Regions from separate parts of the Homo sapiens genome. Here region 1 is linked to region 2. A link is an interaction called in ENCODE POLR2A ChIA-PET data of the cell type or tissue named here. Cell type or tissue: Panc1. All regions are shown on one strand. Each heading gives the region's core, and the rest is flanking DNA. Links, peaks and the distances in the headings are about the cores only.

Region 1 (6,393 bases), core at 2,464-4,963, 50 kb before region 2:
CAAGAGTGAGACTTCATCTCCAAAAAAAAAAAAAAAAAGAATGTCAGTTCTTCCCAAATTGATCTACAGATTGAATGTAATCCAAATCAAAGTCCCAGCAGGCTTTTTTCTAGAAATTGACAGGCGGATTCCAAAATTTATGTGGATCTAGAATAGCTATAATTTTGAAAAAGAACAAAATTGGAGGACTTATGTTACTTGACTTTGAGACTTACTATAAAGCTGCAGTATTCAGGATAGCAGCACAAGGTCACCTGAATGGAACACAGAGTTCAGAAACAGAACCACACATATGGCAAACTGATTTTCTTTTGAGACGGAGTCTCACTCTGTCGCCCAAGCTGGAGTGCAGTGGCGCGATCTCGGCTCACTGCAAGCTCCTCCTCCCGGGTTCACGCCATTCTCCTGCCTCAGACTCCCCAGTAGCTGGGACTACAGGCACCTGCCACCACACCTGGCTAATTTTTCGTATTTTTAGCAGAGACGGGATTTCACTCTGTTAGCCAGGATGGTCTCAATCTCCTGACCTGGTGATCCGCCCACCTCGACCTCCCAAAGTGCTGGGATTACAGGTGTGAGCCACTTCGCCTGGCCGGCAAACTGATTTTCAACAAAAGTACCAAGGTAATTCAATCAGGAAAGGATATTCCTTTAAACAAGAGTTGCTGGAATAGGCCAACTAGGACTCGCCACAACTCCTACAGGAGTGACAGGTGAGAACCGGACACACCTTCCGTATCCTCACAGTGTTCCTAATCAGCACCCCTCAAACCTGGGCTGATGACATCCATGTTTCCTGGGAGCCTGCCAACACCCGGGTTCCTGGATCCTACCTGTGGTGACCCAGGCTGGGCAGATGGGGCCACAGACAGCTTTGGGAAGCCCTGCACCAGGTCATGATGTCTCTGCAGGGCCCCCAGAAACTGAGGCTGTCCTGGTTAGAGGAGCTGGGGAGCTGCTAGGACCTCCCTGCAGAGCCCAAACTTGAGGAAAGCTGGAGCCTCAGAAGGAAGGGAGGCCACTCGACACAGTGATGACAAAGGGCCATGGCCAGGCTGCCCCAAAGTCCTCCCCTCCTTGAGCCTCCTGGCCTTTCCCCGCTCACTACAAACTGACTTCCTGCAGTCACAGTGGGCCCTCAATTTGGCAAACAGTGTAGTTCTTGAACCTGCGTGCGTCCCATCTCAGGGGCCCCACACCAAACCCCAGAAGGATGCTCACATACAATCTTCACTGCCATTTCCAAAGCAAGAGGAAGTACGGTGTGGTCAGCAGAAAGCACCCGGCCCCTGAGGGCAGGCAAGCTGTAGGGCGTCCCAGTCACTCACAGGACCCTGTGGAGGCAGGGATCTCACTGCTGATGGGGAGCCTGGGATCCAGAAAAGAGATGGAACTGAGAGACGGTGAGCTGGGAACAGCCCCATCTTCCCCGCTGCTCCCTGCCCAGGCCACTGCAGCCCCATGGTTCAGCTTAGGAGTGGAGCCTGGAGCCTGGAGGGGAAGTCTGGGCTGCAGAGCTGAGCTGACAGAGGGCTCTCTAGGCAGGATGCCTGGTTCTTTGCTCAGACCCTGTCCATCTGCAGAACCTTAGGTGAACCAGGGCCCCGGTGTGCTGATCTTCATAAGATGGAGACAGGAACTGCTCCATTACATACCTGGGGTTTCATTAAGATTATGAGCCATGACAAAGTCCTCCCAGCTCTGCAGTCTCAGAATTACACGAGATGAGCCAAGTCTCATTCCCGGAAGTCTTACATGGCTGAAATAGATGCAAAACAACTCAAATATGGGTTTAAATGGTCACGCATTTGAATTAACCCATTTATGCCTAGTGTTCCATTATTGGAACACTAAGCTTGTGGGAGTTATTTATATCCTGGTGTTCAAGGTCATCGCCAAGGTCTGATTTTTCACAAAAAAATTTGCAACCTCCAGCATAAATGGGTTAATAATTTATCCAATTAATTAATTTTATCCAAACTAATAATCAATCTACGAGGACCCTAATCTAAAGAAGTAGCCAGAGAAAGATCTGTGTGGACAGATGATTGCTGAGATGCTTTGTTACACAGCGAAAGATAAATCAACAGGTGAGTAAATAAAAAGAGGAGCTGGCTAAATGTCCTACAACAAGGAAATATTTTAAGTAAATTATGGCACAACTGCGAAATAGCACATTATGCAACCATTAAACACCATCATCGAGGAAATATTTAATTGAGCGTAAAATGCTCACGATATAGTGTCGAAGGGACAGAGCAGGAAACAAAACGATCTGTCACAGACCCGACTTCACCAGGAAACAGACATGAAGATGTGGGGAGGCAGAGGTGGTGGGAAGGCAGCAGACACGACCCGAGGCCCATGGTGCCCCCTCACTCCAGGTGACGGGTGATGAGCCACTGGCATCTTCTCCTACATACTTCATTAAGCCATGAGGAATTCTCTATGCGGATATGAGGAACGCTGTGATTTTGGTCAGCAGTCCTGTGTGGCTGGTGCCACGGTAGAAGGGTGATCTGAGCCACAGGCTTGCCCGTGTCCTTGGGCCCCACAGCTGGCGACCTCCCCCACACCCTCTCTAAGGGACCGAGAATCACTCTGAGCCTCCGCCTGCTTGAACCTGGCGGTGGGCAGACACCGTTCACCATGCACATCCACCAGGAAGGTCTGTGGCTGGGGCCAGGGCACGAGATGAGGAGGGGCAGCCTTGGGAGGGCAAAGCTCACCTTACTGCAAGTACCCCACCCTGGGCTGGATGCCCACACCCCGGGGTGCCTCGGGAGGCGAGTGTGCCGGGCAGAGGGCACCTGGGAGATGTTAGCACACGCGAACATAGTGCTTGGACATCCTGAACCACAGCTGAAGCAACAAGATGGGACGTGAAGTCAGCATGCGTTGAAAGCAACTCCACTCTCAATTCAGGGGACCCAGAGAGGCAAATTCAAATTAAGCTGTCTGTGTAGACCTCATTGCTCCAGCGGGAGATGGGAAGGCTTCAGAAGAGACTGTGAATGGCCTTGCCTGCCTGTCAGGGAGGGAGGGAAGGGGTGAGGGGCGCGCGGGCCGTGTTTGACGTTGCTCTGGCTGGAGTCTCCCAGGGACTGCTGGGGTGGCCTTGTCAGTTAACTACTTCCTATCAGCAACACCCGTGGCCACAGGGTCCTGCTCACCTCCTTTCCTCAGCCAGGCCTGGAGCGTGAGCACCTCTGAGGATGCCACACACCTGCACAGGGAGCAAGAAGGCTGCTGGGTGGGCATGACATGGGCTCCAGCCACTGCCCTGCCACAGGCCCGCTGCATGGCCCCTCGCCCCCCTTCCCACCGCTGGGGTCCACACCCAGGCCTGCCCTCCATCACCAGGGCGGCCGTGACTCTGATCCTGGGTCGGTGCTGAGGTGAGAAGGCACTGGCAGTTTTGCTCCTTTAGAAATGTAGAGAACTGAAGTCTTGAGAAACACCAAACCCTGCACCACAAACGGCCCCAGGAACCAGCTCTTTAACACCAAACCTGGTGTCACAAACGACTCCAGGAACCAGCTCCTTATCACCAAACCTCGTGCCACAAACGGCCCCAGGAACCAGCTCTTTAACACCAAACCTGGTGTCACAAACGACTCCAGGAACCAGCTCCTTATTACCAAACCTCGTGCCACAAATGGCCCCAGGAACCAGCTCTTTAACAGCAAACCTGGTGTCACAAACAATTCCAGGAACCAGCTCCTTATCACCAAACCTCGTGTCACAAACGACTCCAGGAACCAGTTCCTTAACAACAAACCTTGTGCCACAAACGGCCCCAGGAACCCAAACTACCAAACTGTGAATCACAAATGTCCACCCCTTCCCCCACCATGAGCTCCTTAACACCCGAATCCTAATTCACAAATGACCCCTGGTATGTAGGAGCTCCTTAACACCAAACTGTGACTCACAAACGGCCCCGGGGATGAGCTCCCTTTCCAGAGGCAGCAGTCTCTTCTGAATGCCTGGGGCCATGAGTCATGGGGAGGGCTGCCCATGCCCGCAGGATGCCCATTTCCATGGGAATCAGCCCAGCTCCCCACTGGCTGCTGCCTGAAGGCCAAGCTCCAGTGTCCCGGAGACCCTCGCTGACTTCAGCTTCAGCACCAGGGGACGGACAACTCCCTGACCTCTCATGTCTCCAACCTCCTCAGGCACAATCCACACAAAACACTTCTGCCCTGTCCAGGGCGGCAAAGAGGGTACCGTGGCTGGGGTCGCGGGGTCCAAAGCCTGATTTCACGGAGGCCGAGGCAGAGGGTGCAGGTCCAGGCTCAGAGGGCAGTCTGTGTGCCCCAGGCCGTATTAAAAGGAAGGCACCATGTGTCTCTATTACCCAGACAGCTTCAAACCAGATGCCAACTCCCAGCTCCGAGTTCCAGGACTCGACCGGAGCAGGAGCCTCGAGCGAAGCTGACTCTGACCTGCAGACCCTGACACACGGTCAGGCCAGGGAGCCTCCTGGATACCCGGGCCAGGGGAATCGCGTGCAGCTGAAGGAAGCCTGGAGGAGGAACCGCAGGCCCCGCGCTGCACAGTGCAGAGCCAGCTGGGGACTCCCCAGCATCTGACCGCTCCATCCTCACAACCACGCCAGAGCGAGCAGCTCATTCGAGAGAGCATGTGGCCAACAGGAGGCAGCACTGGGACCGCAAGCCAGAGTTGGCGGCTGGGCCAGTCTCCACTTGGGGCAGGGCCAGTGGCCAGGAGGGACGCAGCCGAGGCATGCACGGTGTTTGGTGGCACAGCCCTGCTCGCAGCTGCCCTGGCTGAAGAGACGTGGCCACCCACCCTCACACCTGGGCGCCCAAGAGCATGCCCCTGGCCACCCACCCATGGATCTCTGGCCATCCACCAGTGCACCCCTAGCCACCGACCCACATGTCCGGGCAGCCACCAGCTCCCCTGCCTCTGGCTTGGGAAGCCTGAGGTGAGCCCTGGACTCCTGCAGCCTCAGCGCCTCTGGCTGAGTTCCAGGCCTCAATGCTCTTGAGGAGCAACGTTGGGTCAGGGGCCTAGCCGGGATTCCCCACCACATGGAGGCCCTGAGGCCGTCCTGCTGACCTTCCCTCAGCCCAAACTCCCATTGCATCTTCCTGCCTCTCAGCCCAATCACTGCCGAACTTTATTTCTGTTCCAAAATGTCACCAGGTCTAAGAGACGACCGAGAGTGGCCTGGTGAGACAGCCCGAGAGGGGCTGGGCAGCAGGGGAGTTGTCTGAGTGGGCGGAGGAGAACCCCTGGTCCCACATGGGAAGACTGTGTGGAGCGGACCACGCCTGCGCCCTGAGGCCCCCAGCCCAGGCCTCCTGTCTGCTGTCCCACAGGTCAGAGCCCTGGGGGCAGCCTGAGCCACAGCAGGGAGGCCACAGCGCCCTCAGACGCAGGCGGGGCAGGCCGTGGGGCAAGGGGGCAGAGGGCATTCTGCAGCTTGGGGCAGCTGCTCTGGGGACACAGTGTGGTGGTGCGCACCCCTCACGTCGCCCTCCGGGAATAGGCAAAGTTCATCTCAGCTTTAGAATCGGGGATCACTGTGCATGAAGTTACCCGTGTTGGTCAAAACCCATACATGTGAATGGTGAGCACACTTCTCCAACAACCTAAGTACTTAGTCATCACCACTGGACCCAAGGCGGGGACCCAGGAGCAGAGGCCCTGTGGTAGAGTCATAGCAGGACAGGGGAAGAGAAAGGACCTCGCTGCTCCAGCCTCAGAGATGGCTCCGGGCTCCTGCATGGACGCCCCCACACACAGACACTACTTTCAAGGAACTGGTCTCAGGAACCACTCCCTGCCCAGAGCTCCACGAAGGGCTGCCTCTCACATGCCCTCTGCCCACACCACAGCGTCCCTCTCGCGGGTCCTTTGTTCTCGGTCTATCCCCAAAAACCCTGTGTCCCAGCTCTGCCTAGAGAAAGATGGAGAGGGCTTAACGAGGGCTTTGAAGCTCAAACTCACAGCAGTGAGCACCAGGCAGAGGCCAGTGCACTCAGACAGGAGAGAAGTCCAGGGGGCTGGGCTGCGGGTGTGTGTGGGCCACAGGGGTGCGGTCGGAAGGGCAGATTTCAGGCGAATGTGTGACACGTGGAGCTGTCCCACGGTGGGCCGCTGTAGCTCCTGCTTCCTGAGTGGCCCTGCAGGGTACGGGCTCCCAAATGTCCGGCCTTCAACCCCCCAGTTCCGTCCACCTCTGGCTAAGAGCTGTTGCCATGACAACCCCAAGGTGCCCACTCACCTGGCCCCGTGGCTCTGACTGCTGCCCCGTGGAGCAGAGGCAGATCCCCGAGGGCTCGGCAGCCCGGCGCCCAGAGCCTCTCCCTGTCTCGGCCCTTCCAGTCCTGTCTCTCTCCCTCCAGCCTGGCCCCTAGG
Region 2 (6,393 bases), core at 1,347-3,846:
CAATGCCATGTCCCCTCGCCCCGTCCCCAGTGCCAGGTCCCCTCGCCCCATCCCCCAGTGCCACGTCCCCTCGCCCCATCCCCCAGTGCCACGTCCCCTCGCCCCGTCCCCACTGCCACGTCCCCTCGCCCCGTCCCCACTGCCACGTCCCCTCGCCCCATCCCCCACTGCCACGTCCCCTCGCCCCATCCCCCACTGCCACGTCCCCTCGCCCCGTCCCCACTGCCACGTCCCCTCACCCCATCCCACCACCGTGTCCGCTCACCCCACCTCACCGCTGCGTCCCCTCGCCCACCCCACTGCCACGTGTCCCCTTGCTTCGTCCCACCGTCACATCCCCTTCACCTTGTTCCTTGGGGGCCCTGATTCCCCAGAGCAGGAAGAGACATCTGCTGACCCCCGAGATGCTGGGTGATCAGGGTGTGAGGGGACTCCCCTGGGACTTGCTTCCTGGTGGGACACTGGGCGCTGTCTCAGGCCACGCGGCTCCCCCTTAAGCCAGTGACAGGCCTGCCATCTGCAGACCTGCTGGCCTGAAGCCCTCACAACTTACCCTGGTCTCTCTCGTGACCCAGGAGACCCACCCCTAACCCATGCTCAGGGCCAGCCAGGCCGGGGAGGAGCATCCGTCTCTGTCTCAGGCTCACACCTGCCATCTCACCCTTTGCAGGGACTGTGCAGGCAGCCTACCCACGGTCACAGGAGCGAGGGCGCGTCGTGGGGTCCACGTCAAGGGTCTGCTGACACCACGGGAACACCCCCAACTCCTCACCCCACCCACGGTCACAGGAGCGAGGGCGCATCATGGGGTCCATGTCAAGGGTCTGCTGATGCTGTGGGAACACCCCCAACTCCTCACCCCACGCACGGTCACAGGAGCGAGGGCGCGTCGTGGGGTCCACGTCAAGGGTCTGCTGACACCACGGGAACACCCCCAACTCCTCACCCCACGCACGGTCACAGGAGCGAGGGCGCGTCGTGGGGTCCACGTCAAGGGTCTGCTGACACTGCGGGCACACCCTTGCTCCTCATCTGGAGAATGGGGAGGGGACAGCCCTCTCTGGCAGCAAGCGGCGTGACCTGGACTTTTCTCTTTTTAACTTTAGATTTACATGCACATGAGTTAAGAGCCCAGGAATTCTGTGGGGTGTGTCAGGGAACAGCGGTCTCCACACTTCTCATTTCCTTCCTTTCTCTCCAGAGTCCACCATGTTCACCTCTCAGCCGATCATGTCGGTATTAACTGCATTTCTCTGGAATACACATTCTGTGGCTCCTTCTGGACTTGAGCGCTCGGACGTCCTGCTGACTTCCCGAGAGACAGCGAGGCTTCAGCTCTCCCTCCCTCCCACCCTGCAACACGCGTCTCCCTCCTCCTGGTCCCCTTTCTTAATATGAGGCTCAGGGCTGTGTTCAGATCAGGCCTCAGCTCCCTTACGACTGTGTGAGGCTGCTCAGGGCCAGCTCAGAATGCAGGACACTGCTGCTTCTGCTGCTTCTCATGCAACTCTGCTGTCCCCAGAGCCAATGGTCGTCCTGCTTCCCACGCACTCAGCCTTCTAGGTGCTCATGGCTCTTGGCAGCCATCCCTCTTTGCCAGCTGTCTACACAGGTGCTTCCCAGTCTTTTTGTGCGGGGCAGCAAACCTAAAACCTGAGAAATGTGTGTGGCACGCAGGGAAGGAGGAGGCTGCCAAAGAGTGACCCAGGGACCTGGGGACCAACGTCCATGGCAGCCCACGCCTGGCACACACGTGTGGAAAGCTCCGGTCCGCATCATGACACCCAACGCACCAGGTTCTGTCCTAGAATCTCTGGTGGGTTCCAGCCCCCGCTGGAGGCTGCCCAGGCTGGGGGCTTCCTTCTCTGCTCTATATCCCAGAAACTCTGGCCCGTTCTGGCCCCTGCCAGCTGCTCCCCAGGCCTAAGGCTTCCTTCTCTGCTCTATATCCCAGAACCTCTGGCCTGTTCTGGCCCCTGCCGGCTGCTCCCCAGGCCTGAGGCCTCCTTCTCTGCTTCCGCGGCAGAAGCCCCTGTGGTCTGCTCTGCGTGCCACAGCCACACTCTTTCCTGGTTTACTCCCTCATCCTTTGGGAGTGCATCCTCTGCCAGCTTCCTGAGAGACGGTGCGGGGCCGTCAAGTTTTTAAGGCCTTGAACCCTGCAGATGCCCGTACTTCTTCCTTCAGACCTGATGTGGGGCTGGGGGGCTATGAGATCCCGAGATGCAGGTCACTCTGCTAGAAACTCGGAGGTGCTGCTGCTAGGAAACGCTAGATGACTGATCCCGGATCCTTTGACAAGTGACCTCTGTGTTTCTTCTCTGAAGTTCTCAGGGTCTTCCTTTCGTCCTGTGTCCTGAATCTTCATGCTGCCGCACACTGTGCGGGTCTATCCCCAACCACAGACAGCCCAGTCTGAGCCTCTCCCGGGAGGCAGGGAGCTGCGTCCTTCCTTCAGGGAGACGTCCTTGAGGCACTTCTGTTATCATCTGCTTTTTCCCTGTTCCCTCCTTCCATGTTCCTGTTGTTCAGACAGTGGGCTGTACCTCTAATGTTCTTACTTCTCTTCTCCTGTTTTCCATCTCGTTGTCTTTACTTTCAGACTTTCTCAACGTTACTTTACAAATCTTCTTAGATTTCCATTCACTGTTCCCTACTTTTGCCTTCCCCCTGCTCACTGCTTTCTCTTGGTGTGTGTTAAGCTGCCCTGTTGTTTGGTTGCTGAAGCCCCGTCTTCTCTCTGAGGAGATCCAGGAGACAGTTTTTGGAGATTTTCTTTGCTGGGACAGTGGGTTCCCTCCCCGCTGACGCTGTGTTTCTCTGCGTTTCGCTGTGCTCTGTTTTCCCTGCTCGTTTCCTGTCCTTTCCCTTGGGCTGTCTGACAATCCCTGGGTATCAGCTCCTCACTAGGGGAGGGCACTAGGGGCCCAGGGATACTCCGGGTAGGAGCATGGAGCCGTCTGCCACGGTTTTCCCCAGGGAGCGATCCATGGGAGCTGTCGAGCTGGGGAACTGCCAACGCCAGGTCCTTCTGGGCTGCTCGGATACACAGGGAGGTCTTTCCACCATAGCCTACAGGGTCACACCTGCTGCCCGTGTTCTGCAGGGCACGTGGCGGGGGTGTGCGATCCAGGCCCACACCTGCATCTATCAATCCGGGCTCAGTTCAAGCCTGTTGTCCTGACTTGGGTCTGTCCAGGGACCTTGCCAGCCCTCTCCAGAGCAGCGGTCCACAAACGCGCTGAGCATCCGCGTGGTCTGTAGGGCTGCCTAGCACAGACTGCCGGCCGCCCCCAGGCCTCTGGCTGAGCAAGTCTGAGATGAGACCTGAGAATCCACATTTCTAAGAGGCTCCCAGGGAGGCAGCGGCCGACCTGGGTACTGCACTTTAAGTATCACTGCTCCAAGAATAAACTGCTGGCTTGTTTTGGAGTCTTCATCTTTCCCGGGGAGCGGCAACTGCCCAGGGCACACAGATGGACAGATGGTTCCGGGGACCCATCTCTTAATTCAGCAATCAAGCCTCCAGATCCACTGTGCTTCAGTCAGTGGCATCCCTCCCCTAACGCCACTTGCAGCCAGTTCCTGGGCTGCGTTGGAGTTTTGAGGTGTAACTCAGGCGGGTTCTCAGCTCCACCCGCCGCCGGCTTAGATTCCGGTTTCCCAAGTCTACTCAGTCCTTTCACTGCTCACCCGCCAATTCCAGACTCCAAAAGTCTGCCTCTGTATCCTCTCCCTCTGTGGGGTTAGGCCTTACATAAAACAGAGGCCACCAACACTGTGATTTTTGGGGGCACAGACACGCGCTGCATCAGCCACTGGGGCCTGGACGCCCGACCCACCCTCACCTCCTGGTGGCGCCATGTGGCGCGGCCCCCACTATCCCAGGCCTCTGCTCATCCTCCCCTTCCTGCTTCCAGACCACGCTGGCCCTGACTTCTCCATGGTCAGCTCAGACACGCCTCTTCGCACCCCCCACTCCCAATCAGCCATGGCCCGGGCACCTGTCACAGCCAGATGCCGACCACCCGCGTGCCTGAGACGCGCAGAGACCCAGACAAGAGGTTAACGAACAGACGGGCGAACCCGAGACAGGCAGAGACCCAGACAACAAGGGAAGGAACAGACGGGAGAACCCAAGATGCGCAGAGACCCAGATAACAGGTGAACAAACACACGAGCGAACCCTAGACAGGCAGAGACCCAGACAACAAGGAAAGGAACAGACAGGTGAACCCGAGATGCGCAGAGACCCAGACAACAGGGGAACAAACACACGAGCGAACCCGAGACAGGCAGAGACCCAGACAACAGGGGAACGAACAGACGGGCGAACCCGAGACAGGCAGACACCCAGACAACAGGGGAACGAACAGATGGGCGAACCCGAGACAGGCAGAGACCCAGACAAAAAGGGAAGGAACAGACGGGCGAACCCGAGATGCGCAGAGACCCAGACAACAGGTGAACGAACACACGAGCGAACCCGAGACAGGCAGACACCCAGACAACAGGGGAACAAACAGATGGGCAAACCCGAGACAGGCAGAGACCCAGACAACAGGTGAACGAACAGACGGGCGAACCCGAGACGGGCAGAGACCCAGACAACAGGGGGACAAACAGACGGGTGAACCCGAGACGGGCAGAGACCCAGACAACAAGGGAACGAACAGATGGGCAAACCCGAGACGGGCAGAGACCCAGACAACAAGGGAACGAACAGACGGGCAAACCCGAGACGGGCAGAGACCCAGACAACAGGGGAACAAACAGACAAGCGAATGGGTGCACAGCCAAGGCACAGGCCCGTGACAGCAGGGGATGGAAGGCCCCTTCCCAAATCCTCTCCCAGGGTGCAGAGCCACCTAAAAATATGGCTCCAAGTCTGCATCCTCAGCTCCGAAACTTGCCAATAACACCTGCAGAATGCAGGGCGGAGAGGGAGCCACGGCTGGACCAGAAAGGGGGCTGGGGACATGGGGGCTCAGGCCCTCACAGCCACAGTGGAGACCGGGAGCAGCCCTTGTGCAGGTGGGGAGCTGGAAAGGAGCCCCCGACTGCCATCAGCTCGCCCCTCAATCTGGCAACACAGGCCCCCCCTTCTGGCTTTTGTCCTCCAACCCCACCATACTACTCCAGGAGGGCACACCACCCGCTAGCCAGCCACTAAGCCCCTACCTGCCGGCAGGGTGCGCCCAGACTCAGGGCAGTCTTGGCTTATGGGGGTGGGGCACAAGAGGGAGGGAAGACCCCACCTAAGACCCTCCCCACAAAGGAGCGGGGCAGAGGACAATCACTCCTGATACATCAGCCTGGGTGCTGGGCTGTGGGAAGCGGACAAGTCACCGCCACACAACCTCTGCACCTGCATGCTCACAGGGAATGCTCTCCCACAGTACAGGGCGCGATGGCAAGTAGGTGGGAAGAAACAGAAGAAGGTATCATCGGATGAAAGCTGAGTCTGAAATCACCTCGAGATGCCAAAGGCCAGAAAGCAGCAGCCTCCAGGCCCCACCACAGATGAGCCTGCAGACACCCCCAAGGGAGGGGGCTGGCAGCCGGGTGGCTCTAACACAGGAGCAAGGGGACGCCGGGCCACGCTCCAGGCTGCTGCTAAGGGCTGGACAGGGAACCCTCCCCCAGGTCCCCCCAGAACCAGGAGCGTGGGGCAGTGCCCAGCTCCCTCCAACAGCAGAGAGCAACACAGGGGGCAGGGGTCTCCTGAGCCCCACAGCCTCGCTGGGGGTGCAGACTGCACAGTGACTCTGGACTCCCAGCCCTGCTCCTTCAGGGGCACCCTGCAGAGTCGACACAGCCCCGGCAGCACCCTCCGAGGCTTGGCGTGGGCAGACCCCAGCACCACCTCCCCACATCAGGGGATAGGCTGGCGTTCCAAAGGCCGTGGGCCTCATGTAGACCTGGAGGGTGTGGGCAGGCCCTGCTGGCCCTCATGGAGGCCTCATTCTTCCCTGGGACGCCACAGGCCTTGGCCTCAAAGGGCTCTCTGGACGCCATGAAGCACACTTAAGCTGGTGAGAGATGGACTTGTTTTCGTGGAGGACTGGATTTACTTGTGATTAATGGGGTACATATAAACTGACAAATGATACGAATTAGTTTAAGGGCCTGAAATTTCAGCCCCTTGCTTCTCCACAGCTGCCTGCAGACTCGGATGGCTCCACCTGTTTGCACAACCCCACGGGGCCATGGGGACACGGGGCCAGGGTGCTCTGCCCCAGCAACCACCAGACCCGGCTGCCCACAGGGGAGGACAAACCCTCTGGGGATGACAGGCAGGGGCGCCTGAGGCTGCCCCAAAGGCGCACGGATGGACCTACCCACGGAAGGTCGAGGATGGCAGGGACCGGGGGTGGGGGGTGCCTACCTGCC

Evidence for each region. ChIA-PET counts read pairs that join two places held together with the same protein. Peaks named below come from ENCODE experiments on the same cell type or tissue, not always from the same donor. Only the 100,000 strongest peaks of a DNase experiment are listed, where the experiment ranks them.
Region 1: POLR2A ChIA-PET joins it to region 2 with 19 read pairs; 4 of 35 experiments call an interaction of 5 or more read pairs at or near these places.

What each region holds. Positions count from the first base shown.
Region 1 is chr7:1,879,436-1,885,828 of GRCh38, forward strand. The region is part of intron 18 of MAD1L1 (mitotic arrest deficient 1 like 1); the gene reads right to left. Among named protein-coding and RNA genes, the nearest start is that of MIR4655, 38 kb to the left of the region's middle. RefSeq lists an enhancer at 3,939-4,728. In Panc1, for the core only: no CTCF peak of the experiment used is centred there; a DNase peak (open chromatin) is centred at 3,896.
Region 2 is chr7:1,930,299-1,936,691 of GRCh38, forward strand. It overlaps MAD1L1 (mitotic arrest deficient 1 like 1), which reads right to left. Exons shown (of 19, transcript NM_001013836.2): 17 at 6,389-6,393. Among named protein-coding and RNA genes, the nearest start is that of MIR4655, 89 kb to the left of the region's middle. RefSeq lists enhancers at 414-1,362, 1,616-1,785. In Panc1, for the core only: no CTCF peak of the experiment used is centred there; no DNase peak of the experiment used is centred there.